2 separate regions of the Homo sapiens genome follow, and region 2 is linked to region 1. Evidence: chromatin loops called from intact Hi-C (ENCODE). Cell type or tissue: CD4-positive, alpha-beta T cell. All regions are shown on one strand. Each heading gives the region's core, and the rest is flanking DNA. Links, peaks and the distances in the headings are about the cores only.

The links. Peaks named below come from ENCODE experiments on the same cell type or tissue, not always from the same donor. Only the 100,000 strongest peaks of a DNase experiment are listed, where the experiment ranks them.
Region 2: it touches region 1 in a loop (3-fold over the local background); 12 of 110 quality-filtered maps call a loop at or near these places.

What each region holds. Positions count from the first base shown.
Region 1 is chr17:76,100,765-76,108,658 of GRCh38, reverse strand. EXOC7 (exocyst complex component 7) reads left to right here and starts at 4,872. Exons shown (of 19, transcript NM_001013839.4): 1 at 4,872-5,026; 2 at 5,233-5,298; 3 at 6,796-6,980; 4 at 7,283-7,388. The coding sequence starts at 4,967. In CD4-positive, alpha-beta T cell, for the core only: no CTCF peak of the experiment used is centred there; a DNase peak (open chromatin) is centred at 4,838; H3K4me3 peaks cover 1,799 bases; H3K27ac peaks cover 1,569 bases.
Region 2 is chr17:76,011,462-76,017,361 of GRCh38, reverse strand. It overlaps EVPL (envoplakin), which reads left to right. Exons shown (of 22, transcript NM_001988.4): 15 at 1,734-1,912; 16 at 1,997-2,135; 17 at 2,253-2,446; 18 at 2,786-2,936; 19 at 5,273-5,356; 20 at 5,480-5,590; 21 at 5,694-5,786. Among named protein-coding and RNA genes, the nearest start is that of EVPL, 13 kb to the left of the region's middle. In CD4-positive, alpha-beta T cell, for the core only: CTCF peaks have their summits at 2,773 and 2,985 (motif pointing left); DNase peaks (open chromatin) are centred at 2,341 and 2,961.

The DNA of each region.
Region 1 (7,894 bases), core at 1,799-6,798:
TTCAACCATTTTGGAGGGCAATTTGTATGTATCTATAAAAATTATCGGCCGAGTGCAGTGGCTCATGCCTGTAATCCCAACACTTTGGGAGGCCGAGGCAGGCGGATCACCTGAGGTCGGGAGTTCGAGACCAGCCTGATCAACATGGAAAAACCCCATCTCTACTAAAAATACAAAATTAGCCGGGTGTGGTGGCTCACGCCTGTAATCCCAGCTACTCAGTAGGCTGAGGCAGGAGAATCGCTTGAACCCGGGAGGCAGAGGTTGTGATGAGCCAAGATCTCGTCATTGCACTCCAGCCTGGGCAACAACAGTGAAACTCCATCTAAAAAAAAAAAAAATTATCTAGCCAGGCATGGGGGTGAGCACCTGTAATCCCAGCTACAGGAGGCTGAGGTGGGAAGATCACTTGAGCCCAGGAGATGAGACCAGCCTGGGCAGCATAGAGAGATTTTATCCTTAAGAGACTAATAATAATTAATTAAAAATAAATTTTAAGGCCAGGCACAGTGGCTCACACCTGTAATCCCAGCACTTTGGGAGGCCGAGGCGGGTGGACCACCTGAGGTCAGGAGTTTGTGACCAGCCTAGCCAACCTGGTGAAGCCCCATCTCCTCTACTAAAAATACAAAAAGTTAGCTGGGCGTGGTGACGGGTGCCTGTAATCCCAGCTACTCGGGAGGCTGAGGCAGGAGAATCACTTGAACCCGGGAGGCAGAGGTTGCAGTAAGCCGAGATCGTGCCATTATACTCCAGCCTGGGTGACAAAGTGAGACTCCGTCTCAAAAAGAAAAAATTTTTAAATAAATAAAATAAAATAATAAATTATAAAGATACATACGTTTTGATTTAGCAATTCAACTCTTGGAATGTGTCCGGCATATAGATGTCTATACAAAGGTGGTCACGTACAGGACACGTATATATGTATATTTTCTACCCCAAGGGGGCAGAATTTGCAATAGCAAGAAACCTGGAAACAACTTAAGTGTCCATTAATAGATAACTGGTCCAATCTATTATATCCATTCAGTGAAATACTATACAAAGAATGGAGCTGCCCGCCTTGGCCTCCCAAAGTGCTGGGATTACAAGTGTGAGCCACCATGCCTGGACAGCATTTTATTTTATTATTAATTTATTTAGATGGAGTCTCGCCCTGTCACCCAGGCTGGAGTGCAGCGGCGCAATCTCGGCTCACTGCAACCTCCACCTCCCGGGTTCAAGCGATTCTCCTGTCCAGGCTTCTCAAAGTGCTGGGATTACAAACATGAGCCACTGTGCCCGGCCAGAAGCAGATTTTTTTTTTTTTTTTTTTTGAGACAGAGTCTTGCTCTGTCACCCAGGCTGGAGTACAGTGGCATAATCTCAGCTCACTGCAACCTCTGCCTTCCTCGTTCAAGCAATTCTCTGCCTCAGCCTCCCAAGTAGCTGGGATTACAGGTACCCACCATGCCTGGCTAATTTTTGTATTTTTAGTAGAGACAGGGTTTCACCATATTGGCCAGGCTGGTCTTGAACTTCTGACCTCGTGATCCACCCGCCTTGGCCTCCCAAAGTGTTGGGATTACAGGCGTGAGCCAACACGCCTGACTCAGAAGCATTTTAATAGAAAGGTAATTTAAACTATTTTTAGAAACTAGAAAAAAAGAATCCTCCATCTGTTCTACTTACCCTTTAGTATTTTGTGGTGTTTTCCTGTAGTCATTTTTTGCAATGCATCTGTTATATGTTAAATGGTTGTAATCTCGATATATACTATTATGACCTGCTTTTCTGGTTATGTCATAGCATATACATTTGCAATATGGTTACAGGGCCAGGAAACATTAATTTGGAGGAATTATATACATCTGATTCCTCAGACAGAGCATGAAGTCTAAAATTAGGAAGTTATGAAACTGAAGAACACATTTGTGGGGTGGGGAGGCCCTTCCTTCCTTCTGTCCTTTCCTACCTTCCTTCCTTCTTACCTCCTTTCCTCCCTCTGGAAAGATCATCTCTGCAAGTGGGAAGTGGGGGCCACGACTATGGCTGGCACCTTGGTGTTCTGCACAAGTTTGTGGATGTGAGACCTAAGATTTCTGAGACTGCAGCTAAAGCACCACTTGTTCCTTTCGCTAAAGTAGCTCGTGTTGAGTATAGTTAGGAAATTATAGTTTTAGCTGAATCAATACCTATTTGTTGTCAACCCAAGGTTGATAATAGGTTGAGAATAATTTAAATTCATTTTTTCATTCTGTCTACTCTTAGTAAATATAGTTGTCTTGAATACAACATGCTTTTCACAATGAATTTTTTTGAAAATCAGATTGGCAGCTTTGCATAACAAACACCACTCCTGAGCTGCCCAGCATGGGGAGAAAGAAGAGACCGCCTGAGCCTCACCCTTTGCTGGCCAGCTGTGTTGACTTACTACAGCTGACTTCTCTGAGCCGGAGCTTCCTCGTCTGCACAAGGGAGACGACAGCTGGGCCTGACTCCCAGGTTTATGATAAGGATTAGAGGAGCATTAGCAAGGGCAATGTTTGTAGTAGAGACAGGCAAACAGAAGACTCTCAGTACATGGTATTGTACTAATGGTATCTAACCCCATTAGACTCAGACACTGAAGGAAATGCAGTAAAGCACACACAGCTGATTGACAAAAATGCAATGACATTGTACAGATTTGAAAATATTAGCTTCCTCACGCACATAAAGGATTCCCAAGACCTATGGAGCAAAAAAAAAACAAAATTTTTTTTTTGCTTGAGATGGAGTCTTGCTCTGTTGCCCAGGCTGGAGTGCAATGGCACCATCTCGGCTCACCGCAACCTTTGCCTCCTGGGTTCAAGCAATTCTGCCTCAGCCTCCCGAGTAGCTGGGACTACAGGTGCACACCACCACACCCAGCTAATTTTTGTATTTTTAGTAGAGATGGGGTTTCACTATGTTGGCCAGGCTGGTCTCGAACTCCTGACCTCGTGATCCACCCGCCTCGGCCTCCCAAAGTGCTGGGATTACAGGCATGAGCCACCACACCTGGCCGGAGCAAAATATTTATTATCAGTATTTTTATTAAGCATCTACTATGGGCCAGGAACTGTTTAGAGACTCAGGCCAAGCACGGTGGCTCACACCTGTAATCCCAGCACTTTGGGAGGCCGAGGCGGGCGGATCAACTGAGGTTGGGAGTTCAAGACTAGCCTGACCAACATGGAGAAACCCCATCTCTACTAAAAATACAAAATTAGCCAGGGTGGTGGCCCATGCCTGTAATCCCAGCTACTCGAGAGGCTGAGGCAGGAGAATCGCTTGAACCCGGGAGGCAGAAGTTGCAGTGAGGCGAGATCACGCCATTGCACTCGAGCCTGGGCAACACAGCAAGACTCCGTCTCAAGAAAAAAAAAAGAGAGAGAGAGAGAGACTCAGGTTAAATGCTGGACCAGGCCCTCAAAGGTAGTCCACCTGAGCCCAAAACACCCTCTCTACAGCGGCTAACTAGCCCCGCTACTCTATTCTGTGACATCTAACAGTTTAAACTTTCTCCTACTTAGCCCTTTGGACTACACAAGGACCATGTCAGCGAAATCATCCTGGGTATTTCCTGACACAGGAATCAGCCTTTTATCTCCCCCACCTACAACAGGATTGAAATTGTCCTCTTGCCTGAGGGAAGGCTGCCCATCCCTCTCCAGGCTCTGTGCACCCACTTCCTCCTCCTCCTCCTCTTCGGGTGACTATGGGTGGAGTGAGCGCTTGGGAACCCTAGAGCTTGGGTTCTTCCTTCTCTCCTTCTCTCCTTAGGCCGGGAGCAGGGGCTCACGCCTGTAATCTCAGGACTTTGGAAGGCCAAGGCGGGTGGATCACTTGAGGTCAGGAGTTCGAGACTAGCCTGGGCAACATGGCGAAACCCTGTCTCTACTAATAATACAAAAAAATTAGCCGGGCGTGTTGGCAGCCGCCTGTAATCCCAGCTACTCGGGACGCTGAGGCACGAGAATCACTTGAACCCGGGAGGCAGAGACTGCAATGAGCCAAGATCGTGCCACTTGCACTCCAGCCTGGGCGACAGAGTGAGACTCTCTCTCAAAAGAAAAGAAAGGAAAAAAAAAGCTTGGTGTCCCCCCTGCCCGCCCCAAACCTTCTCATCTACCAGCACATGCCTCCTTGTCTATCTTCCGGGTGTCTGGACACTGAGGCCACAGAAGGACTGAACCAAGCTGGTCGGCCTTGTCCTTTCTCAAGGCTGGGGGCCAGAGGCAGGGTGGGCAGGGACGGGTTAGAGGAAGGAGTAACTCGAGGTTTTGCAGGAGCTGGGTCTGCAACCACAACATCCAGCCCCGCAGGGAAGTTGATCCAGGGGCGCCCCCCACCCCGTCCCCTGGAGCTGCAGTTGGACGCTGGGTCTGGGCCTGGAGCTCCGGAGCAGCCCCGCCAGCCCACAGGATACGTTTTTGCGTAATGCAGGGTGGAAGGCGGAAACAAGTACACAAGCCCCTGGTTCATTACATGGACACACGTTAGGCATCTACTGTGTCACCTGCTCCGTGCGGGGCTTTGTGGGAAACGCAATTGGCCTTGGTGCCTGCCCATAGAATGCGACCTGGGGAAAGGAATTCGTCGCCTTCCCCAGCAGTCTTTATCAAAAGGGTCGGTCTTTCAACGAAAACAGCAAGTGAGCTCTAAGTGTCCTGCCAGCCGCGGGACATAAGGCCGATCGAAAACCTCTGCTGAGGCAAGGAACCCGCGTCGAGGTCCCTTGCAGCATCCGAATACACTTCTCTTCCCAGCCACGCTCAAAATGGCCGTCGGTCCGTTCTTGGGCTCCGCGCAGGCGCACTTCAGCCTGCGATTCCCAACATGGCTCCGCCCAGGCGTCCCGGGGCGGGACCAAGAGCGGAAGTGGGTGTGACGGGGACGGGGGCCCGGTGGGCCCGCGGAGGAAAGATACTGGGGAGTGGGAGCCGCGGGGTTCAGAGCGATGATTCCCCCACAGGAGGCATCCGCTCGACGGCGGGAGATTGAGGACAAGCTGAAGCAGGTGGGCGTGGGCCTGGGGAGGCTGGGGAGGAGGTGAGGGAAAGGGGCCAACAGCGGGGCCTGATTGTCTACTCATGGAGGAGGCAGGGGTGGGAGGGAGCGCACCCAGCGAGGAGATGGGGTTGGGGGCTAGGCCGTGGGGTTGGGACGCAGTGGTCTCCTTTAGCTTCTGGTTTCTGGTGATGTCCTCCCCTTGCCTGCCCCCAGGAGGAGGAGACTCTGTCCTTCATCCGAGACAGCCTGGAGAAGAGCGACCAGCTCACTAAGAACATGGTGAGTCTCCCCGCAGCTGGGGGAGAGGGCAGGCCTCCGGACCCTGGGGGAGAGCCTTGCGACCTGGCGGTTCCGGTTCCTGCGGCCTGGAGTTCTGGAATGGGCAGCGACGGAGGCAGTGTGTGGGTTTATCTAGCAACAGTTTGGCATCTCTCCTGCCTAGCCCCCTCCCCATGTTCCGTACCCTCACTGAGGAGGCTGCACTTCCCACTGGCCTGGACTTGCTGCTTTCTGTCTAAGCTCGCCATTCTTCCTTCTCTCCTTCTGCAAACACTCAGTGAGTCTGACCAGTTGGGCTAGGTACTGGGCATATGTCATTGTCAGTGGACTCTCTGCCCAGGAGGTTGGCACTTTGAGATTCCTGAGGGCAGAGAAGACTCAGCCTTCACTCCAGAGGACTTTAGGGAAAGAAAGAGCTCTAAAGTCAGGCAGATCTGGGATCTAGTCCTTGCCCTTCTGCTTAAATGTGCGGCTCCTGATAGGTAACTGGTGTCAGCGAATTCATCTGCTAAAACAGAGACTGTGCCAGCCTCCCAGTGTGTCTGTGAAGGTCATATGCGCTAATGCATGCGACTGCATCTTGCACAGTGCCTGGTATACAATAGGTGCTCAATAAGTGAGTTTCCTTCTTTATTCCTAGGGGAGACTGGAAAAGCACAAAGTGAGTAAATACAAACTTGTATTTGCATTTAGTCACACAATAATAAAGTCCTAGTCCTTTTCTAAAAATTTTAATTTTTAAATTTTTTTTTTTAGAGGCAGAGTCTGGCTGTGTTGTGCAGGCTAGAGTGCAGTGGCATGACTGTAGCTCACTGCAGTCTCTAACTCCTGGGCTCAGGCAGTCCTCCTGCCTCGGCCTCCTAGCAGCTGGGACTGTAGGCACACACCACCACGCCTTGCTAATTGTGTGTGTGTGTGTGTGTGTGTGTGTGTGTGTGTGTGTCTGTGTGTGTAGACAGGGTCTCACTGTGTTGTCCAGGCTTGTCTTGAACTCCTAGTCTCAAGCTAACCTCCCGCCTCAGCCTCCCAAATTCTGGGTATTACAGGCATGAACCATCACGCCCAGCCTCTAGTCCTTATTCAATGAGTTTCATCCTTAGAGAGGGTTTTGAAGATACAGCAATGCATTTGAGGCTACTCTGTATGAAACTACTTCCAGTCCGGTTTAGGAATGCTTCAGAGAGAACAGAAGTTGAGATTTGGCTTCAAAGGGTGGAAGGGAAGCCATCTTGGGCTGATTATTTTAAGAAGAATTAATTTGATGCTTGGTTTGCCTTCAAATAAAATTTCAACCAATTTGTCTTAGACCACCTACTATATGCCAGGCACATGATAGGTGCTGAAGATACAGTGGGGAACAGGTACACCCTGTTCCTTCGCTTGTGGAGTTTATTGTCTAGAAAACCAGAGAAAAGGCAGGAAATGCCGAAGGTGGGTGTGTAGAAGCAGTGCTGGGACCACTGTGAGTCCCAAGATCAAGAGGCTTCCCTCCCGCAGGTGTCTATCTTATCATCCTTTGAGAGCCGCCTTATGAAGCTGGAGAACTCCATCATCCCTGTGCACAAGCAGACGGAGAATCTGCAGCGGCTGCAGGAGAATGTTGAGAAGACGCTGTCCTGCCTGGACCATGTCATCAGCTACTACCATGTGGCCAGTGACACTGAGAAGATCATCAGAGAGGGGTGAGTGAGTGAGGCCCAGAGGGTCAATTCCTAATGCCTCCTGGGCCAACAGGAGGGTTGGTCTGTAATCCCAACAATTTGGGAGGCTGAGGTGGGAGGATCGCTTGAGACTAGGAGTTCAAGACCAGTCTGGACAACACAGTGAGACGCCTTTTAAGCCCTAGGCCTTAAAAGGCAGTGGGGGGATAGAATATATTTGAGCCTGGAGTCCCCTGTATTAATTTTCTTTTTCCCAAATACTGTGTCCTTAGTCCTTCTTCATCCCCCATGCCCCAGCCTGACCTGGCTCTTTTCTTTCCCAGCCCCACAGGTAGGCTGGAAGAGTACCTGGGAAGCATGGCCAAGATTCAGAAGGCAGTGGAGTATTTCCAGGACAACAGCCCAGACAGCCCGGAACTCAACAAAGTGGTAAGGGGTCCGCAGAATAACGTGAGAAGCTTGGGGATATCAGTCTCTGCCCTGGTCTCATGAGGGACATGGAGCCAGCTTGAGGATGTATGCAGTAGAATACACAGAAGGATATAGCACAGTACATCCTATAGGCATTAGGATCTCTGCTTCAAGAATTGCACATTTTTTATTATTAAAAATTCTTTATTATAAAACTTGTTAATGTATTATAAAAATTAAATTATAAATTACATATAAAATATAAACTTAACATTTGATTTGTTGTTGTTGTTGTTGTTGTTGTTGTTTTTTCCTGAGACAGAGTCTTGCTCTGTCACCCAAGCTGGAGTACAGTGCTCAGCTCACTGCAACCTCTGCCTCCCAGGTCCATGTGATTCTCCCACCTCAGCCTCCCAAGTAGCTGGGATTACAGGCACTCGCCACCGCACCTGGCTAATTTTTGTATTTTTAGTAGAGACGGGGTTTCGCCATGTTGGCCAGACTGGTCTCGAACTCCTGACCTC
Region 2 (5,900 bases), core at 691-5,690, 90 kb after region 1:
GGGAGCCTACCTGGGGAGGTTGCAGCATTGTGTAAACTCCTTACCCAAGAACAGCACGTGGACTCAACACTCCCAAAAGTGCTCAGAGTGAAACCCACACCGGGCCGCAGTCTGGGTTATCCTTCCAAACCAGTTTCTTTTCTTTTCTTGAGACAAAGTCTCTCTGCATCACCCAGGCTGGAGTGCAGTGGCACGATCTTGGCTCACTGCAACTTCTGCCTCCCAGGTTCAAGCAATTCTCCTGCCTCAACCTCCGGAGTAGCTGGGATTACAGGCACACACCACCATGCCCAACTAATTTTTGTATTTTTAGTAGAGATGGGGTTTCACCATGTTGGCCAGGCTGATGTCGAACTCCTGACCTTAAGTGATCCACCCATCTCGGCCTCCCAGAGTGCTGGGATTACAGGCGTGAGCCACCGCACCTGGTCTGTTTTTTGTTTTATGAGATGGGGTCTCACTTTGTCACCCAGGCTGGAGTGCAGTGGTGTGCAATGGTATAATCTCAGCTCACTGCAACCTCCACCTCCCAGGCTTGAGTGATCCTCCCACCTCAGCCTCCCGAGTAGTTGGGACCACAGGTACAACACTGAGCCCAGCTAATTTTTTTGGTAGAGATGGGGTTTTGCCATGTTGCCCAGGCTGGTCTCAAACTCCTGAGCTCAAGCGATCCTCCCGCATTGGCCTCCCAAAGTGCTAGGATTACAGGCATGAGCTACTGCACTTGGCCATATTATTATTATTTTGAGACGGGGTCTTGCTTTGTTGCCCAGGCTGGAGGGCCAGTGGCATGATCAAGGCTCACTGTAGCCTCAACCTCCTGGTCTCAAACAATCCCCCTGTCTTCACCTCCCAAGAAGCTGGGTCCTTAGGTTTTGAAGTCATAGCATCTGCCACATCAGCGGTGTTGGGGTCCAGGAGAAGCCCAGTTAGACTGGGCGGTGGGTGGTGCCTGGTGCAGAGTCAGCACTGCTCGGTGATGGACCAGGCAGATGAGTGAATAACTGATGAAAGAATGAGGGCAACAGTCCCTAGTGGGCAGAGCCAGGGCTTTGGCTGGAGCGACAGGGCCAGGGGACCTGATGGTCTTGTGAGCAGGACAGTGACATGAAGATGACTGTAGGTAACTGTGCCTGGCGCTCACTGCTGAGCTCAGGACACAGGCTCTTGTGTCATCCTCCCATCAATCATTCTTTTTTATTTATTTTATTTTTTTGAGATGGAGTCTTGCTCTTGTCTGCCAGGCTGGAGTGCAGCGGTGTGATCTCAGCTTGCTGCAACCCCCACCTCCTGGGGTTCAAGCAATTCTCCTGCCTCAGCCTCCTGGGTAGCTGGGATTGCAGGTGCGCGCTGCTACGGCCGGCTAATTTTTGTATTTTTAGTAGAGACAGGGTTTCGCCATGTTGGCCAGGCTGGTCTCGATCTCCTGACCTCAAGCAACCCACCCGCCTTGGCCTCCCAAAGTGCTAGGATTACAGGTGTGAGCCACTGCGCCCGGCCCCTCCTATCAGTCATTTTGTAGATGAGGAGACTGAGGGTCAGACAGTTTGCTCTGCCCCAGGTCATCCACAGAGGAACGAGTAGCGCCAGGACTGAACGCAGTTCTCTGGCCTGAGCCCAAGCATGTACCCACCACACTCTACTGCCTCCATGGGCGCAGAGTTAGGGTATCCTGGTAGAAGAGTCGGGCGGAACCCACCTGCCCAGAGATCCCTGACCCCGCCCCTCTTTAGGGCACAGCCCAGCGCCTGCAGAGCCTGGGAACGGAGAAGGAGACAGCCCAGAAGGAGTGCGAGGCGTTTCTGTCCACGCGGCCCGTGGGCCCCGCTGCCCTGCAGCTGCCCGTAGCCCTCAACAGCGTGAAGAACAAGTTCAGTGACGTGCAGGTTCTGTGCAGCCTCTACGGGGAGAAGTGAGTGCTCTGGGGACAGGGCAGCCACGCAGGGCAGCAGCGTGTGGCCCAGGGAGTGTCTGAGCCTTGCCTCCTCTGCGGCAGAGCCAAGGCTGCCCTGGATCTGGAGCGGCAGATCCAGGATGCGGACAGGGTCATCCGAGGCTTCGAGGCCACCCTGGTGCAGGAGGCCCCCATCCCTGCTGAACCGGGGGCTCTGCAGGAGAGGGTCAGCGAGCTGCAGGTAAGGGACCAGCCGGGGCCTCCTGGTGTCAGGGGAACCCAGCATTCAGGGGCGGGTGGGTGGACACGGCGTCTCCCCAGCCACGAGGGTGCACGGCTGCGTCCCCTCCTCCTGCAGCGCCAGCGGAGGGAGCTGCTGGAACAGCAGACCTGCGTGCTGCGGCTACACCGCGCGCTGAAGGCCTCGGAGCACGCATGCGCTGCCCTGCAGAACAACTTCCAGGAGTTCTGCCAAGACCTGCCTCGCCAGCAGCGCCAGGTGCGAGCCCTCACCGACCGCTACCACGCCGTAGGGGACCAGCTGGACCTGCGGTGAGCGACTGGGTCCTCGGGGCACAGGGTGTGGGCTGGTGCAGAGCCAGGCATTGCTGTCTACAAGCTGTGTGATCCTGGGCTAGTGACTTCACGTCTCTGAAGCTGTTTCCTCATCTCTAAAATGGGATAACAACAGCACTTACCTCCCAGGGTGGTGCCTGGTAGAGACTGTCCCATCTCTGAATTCCCAGGGTCAGGGAGTGGGGATCTGCACAGCAGGCCACTCGGGCCTCCTGACCTGCCCCCAGGAGGAGGCTCCCATCAGCCTCCCTGTGCACCTGCCCCTGTCCCCACGGGGCAGGTCTTATCTCTGTTCTGGGCCTCGTCCTCCTGCAGGGAGAAGGTGGTGCAGGATGCCGCCCTCACCTACCAGCAGTTCAAGAACTGCAAGGATAACCTGAGCTCCTGGCTGGAGCACCTGCCCCGCAGCCAGGTGCGGCCCAGCGACGGCCCCAGCCAGATCGCCTACAAGCTGCAGGCGCAGAAGGTGAGGCTGGGGCAGGGACAGCTGCCTGTGCCCATGTGGCCCCCTAGTGGCCAAAGCTCAGAAGCGCTCTAAGGGGCTTCAAAGCCCAGGCCACGGAGGCCCTGGGCCCCTTCCCTGGCCTCCAGCTGAAATGCTCCTCTTTGCCCACAGACGGGGCCAGCCCATCTCTGTCTGGCCCGACTGGGGCAGTGGGATTTACAAGCTCAGGCCACAGAGCCCTGAGGGTTCCGGCCACTTTCTCATGCTCATCAAGCCCCTGCCATGTACCAGGCAATGTGTTCACTGGGGTACAACCCTGCACCCTGGCAGCTCCCAGCCTGGTGGGGGAGGTCTGTGATGCCGACAAGCATTGGTGGGAGAAGCTGGAGTGCTGTGGGTGCCCCCAGGCTGGACACACTTGCGGGTCAGGATCGGTAGTGTGGGAGGAAGCAAGTGTAGCCGGGGGAGGGATGAAATGTCCCATGCAGAAGGCATGGCAGTCAGGGGAAAGGAGGGGGACTCAGGGGCGAGGGCGACCAGATGGGCAGACCACACAGGCCCTTCCGGCACAGGACCCAGGCTGCACTCTCTCCTGCAGCCCCCAGAAGCTGCTGGGGAGGGGATGCTTCCAGGCCAGTGTTTAGAAGCTGGCTCTGGCTGCCATGTAGAGAATGACTAAGAGGGTGGGAATGAAGACACGGAGGCCCACGAGGAGCCAGGGTGGAAATCCAGCGGAGAGAGAGTGGTGGCCTGGCCGGGGAAGGGACCATGGCACAGGGCGAGGTGGGCAGATCTGAGATGGAGATGGCAGAATTAGGTGGACTTGGTGACTGCTTGAAGGGGACAGTGAGTGAGATGGACGGGGCCCGGTGATGCCCAGGGTTCTGTTGGGGACAACTGGGAAGAGGGGGCACCTCCACTTGAGGCGGGAACACAGGAAACAGAGCATATTTGGGGAGAGGAATGGGGCCGGCTGGGTCATGCTGAAATGAGGTGGCCAGGACAGCCGAGGGCAGCGGGGAGGTGGACGTAGGCATATGGGAGGGAACTGGGGCTGGGGGTTCCCCTAGGAGCTCGTGAGAGCAAAGATGGGTCTGGGACTGCCGGAAAATGAGAATATCTGGGGAGAGAGTAGGGAGGTGACATTGGGAAGGGGGCCTGGGACAGAGATTCTCAGCCCTGGCTGCAAACTAGAATCTCCCAGAGAGCTTTTAAAACATCCCCAGGCCAGGACCCCTCCCCAGACCAAATAAGTTGGATTATTGTGGTCAGAGCATCAGTATATTAAGTTCCCAGGTGAATAAAAGTGGGCATCCCGTATTGAGAACTTTCCAATTGGAGCCATGGTTCTGGATGAGCTGTAGCAGCATCACCTGGGGACTTATCAGAAATATGAATTCTCAGGCCGGGCGCGGTGGCTCACGCCTGTAATCCCAGCACTTTGGGAGGCCAAGGCGGGCGGATCACAAGGTCAGGAGATCGAGACCATCCTGGCTAACACGGTGAAACCCCATCTCTACTAAAAATACAAAAAATTAGCCGGGCACGGTGCTGGGCACCTGTAGTCCCGGCTACTCGAGAGGCTGAGGCAGGAGAATGGTGTGAATCCAGGAGGCGGAGCTTGCAGTGAGTCCGGATAGCGCCACTGCACTCCAGCCTGGGCGACAGAGCAAGACTCCGTCTCAAAAAAAAAAAAAAAAAAAAGAAAAGAAAGAAATATGAATTCTCAGGGCCACCCGGACCTGCTGGATCTGATGTGCAGGTGGGCCCTGCATGCCTGCCTGCCTCCCACAGGCCCCAGGTGATGCTCGCAGATACTACTGTGCTAGAACGGAACTCTGAGGGGCACAAGGCCAAAGAAAGGTGGCTCATGCCTGTAATCCCAGCACTTTGGGAGGCCGAGGCTGGCGGATCACCTGAGGTCAGGAGTTCGAGACCAGCCTTGCCAACATGGCGAAACCCCATCTCTACTAAAAATATAAAAATTAGCCTGGCATGGTGGCAGGCACCTGTCATTCCAGCTACTCAGGAAGCTGAGGCATGAAAATCGCTTGAACCCAGGAGGCTGCTGTGAGCCGAGATCACGCACTCCAACCTGGGTGACAGAGTGAGACTTGGTCTCAAAAAAAAAAAAAAGGAAAGAAAGGGATTCTGCCAAGGTGCCTCGGAGAGGAAGGAGGAAAAGCAGAGAGAATGATGTCAGGGAAAGGAGGGAGTTTGGCCCAGGTCTCCCTCCCTGCCCTTTCTTGTCCCTGGGAGGCAGCTCTGCCTGACTGTGGCCCTGGAGGCACTGGCTAGAGGAGAGTCAGGGTGATTGGCATTTCCTGGCCTCCTGACTCTGGGTTCTTCCCTGGCAGAGGCTGACGCAGGAGATCCAGAGCCGAGAGCGGGACAGGGCCACAGCATCCCACCTCTCCCAGGCCCTGCAGGCAGCGCTCCAGGTAAGCAGCTTGCCTTCAGCTTGCCCCTCTCCATGCATCACCCTTGTCCCTCTTCCAGCCCTATCCCCCACACCCAGCCTCCCCCACTGGTTGCCAGCCTGCTGTCCTTTCCTCCCTGCTCAGGACTATGAGCTCCAGGCAGACACCTACCGCTGCTCTTTGGAGCCCACCCTGGCAGTGTCAGCCCCCAAGAGACCCCGAGTGGCTCCCCTGCAAGAGAGCATCCAAGCCCAGGTGAGATGGGACCTTGCGGGGCTCAGTGGACCTTGACACCAGCTCTGTAGGGTCCAAGGCAGGAGCTGACTCTGCCCTTCCCCTCTCCCTCTGCCTTCTCCAGGAGAAGAACCTTGCAAAGGCCTATACTGAGGTTGCAGCAGCACAGCAGCAGCTGCTCCAGCAGCTGGAGTTTGCTAGAAAAATGCTGGAGAAGGTACACAGACAACACCTACAGCTTTCCCACAATAGCCAGGAATAACCAGGAATGCCCACTCCATTCCCAAAATGCCAGGCTGTCACCCTGGTAGTCTCCTTCCCTCCTCTCCCT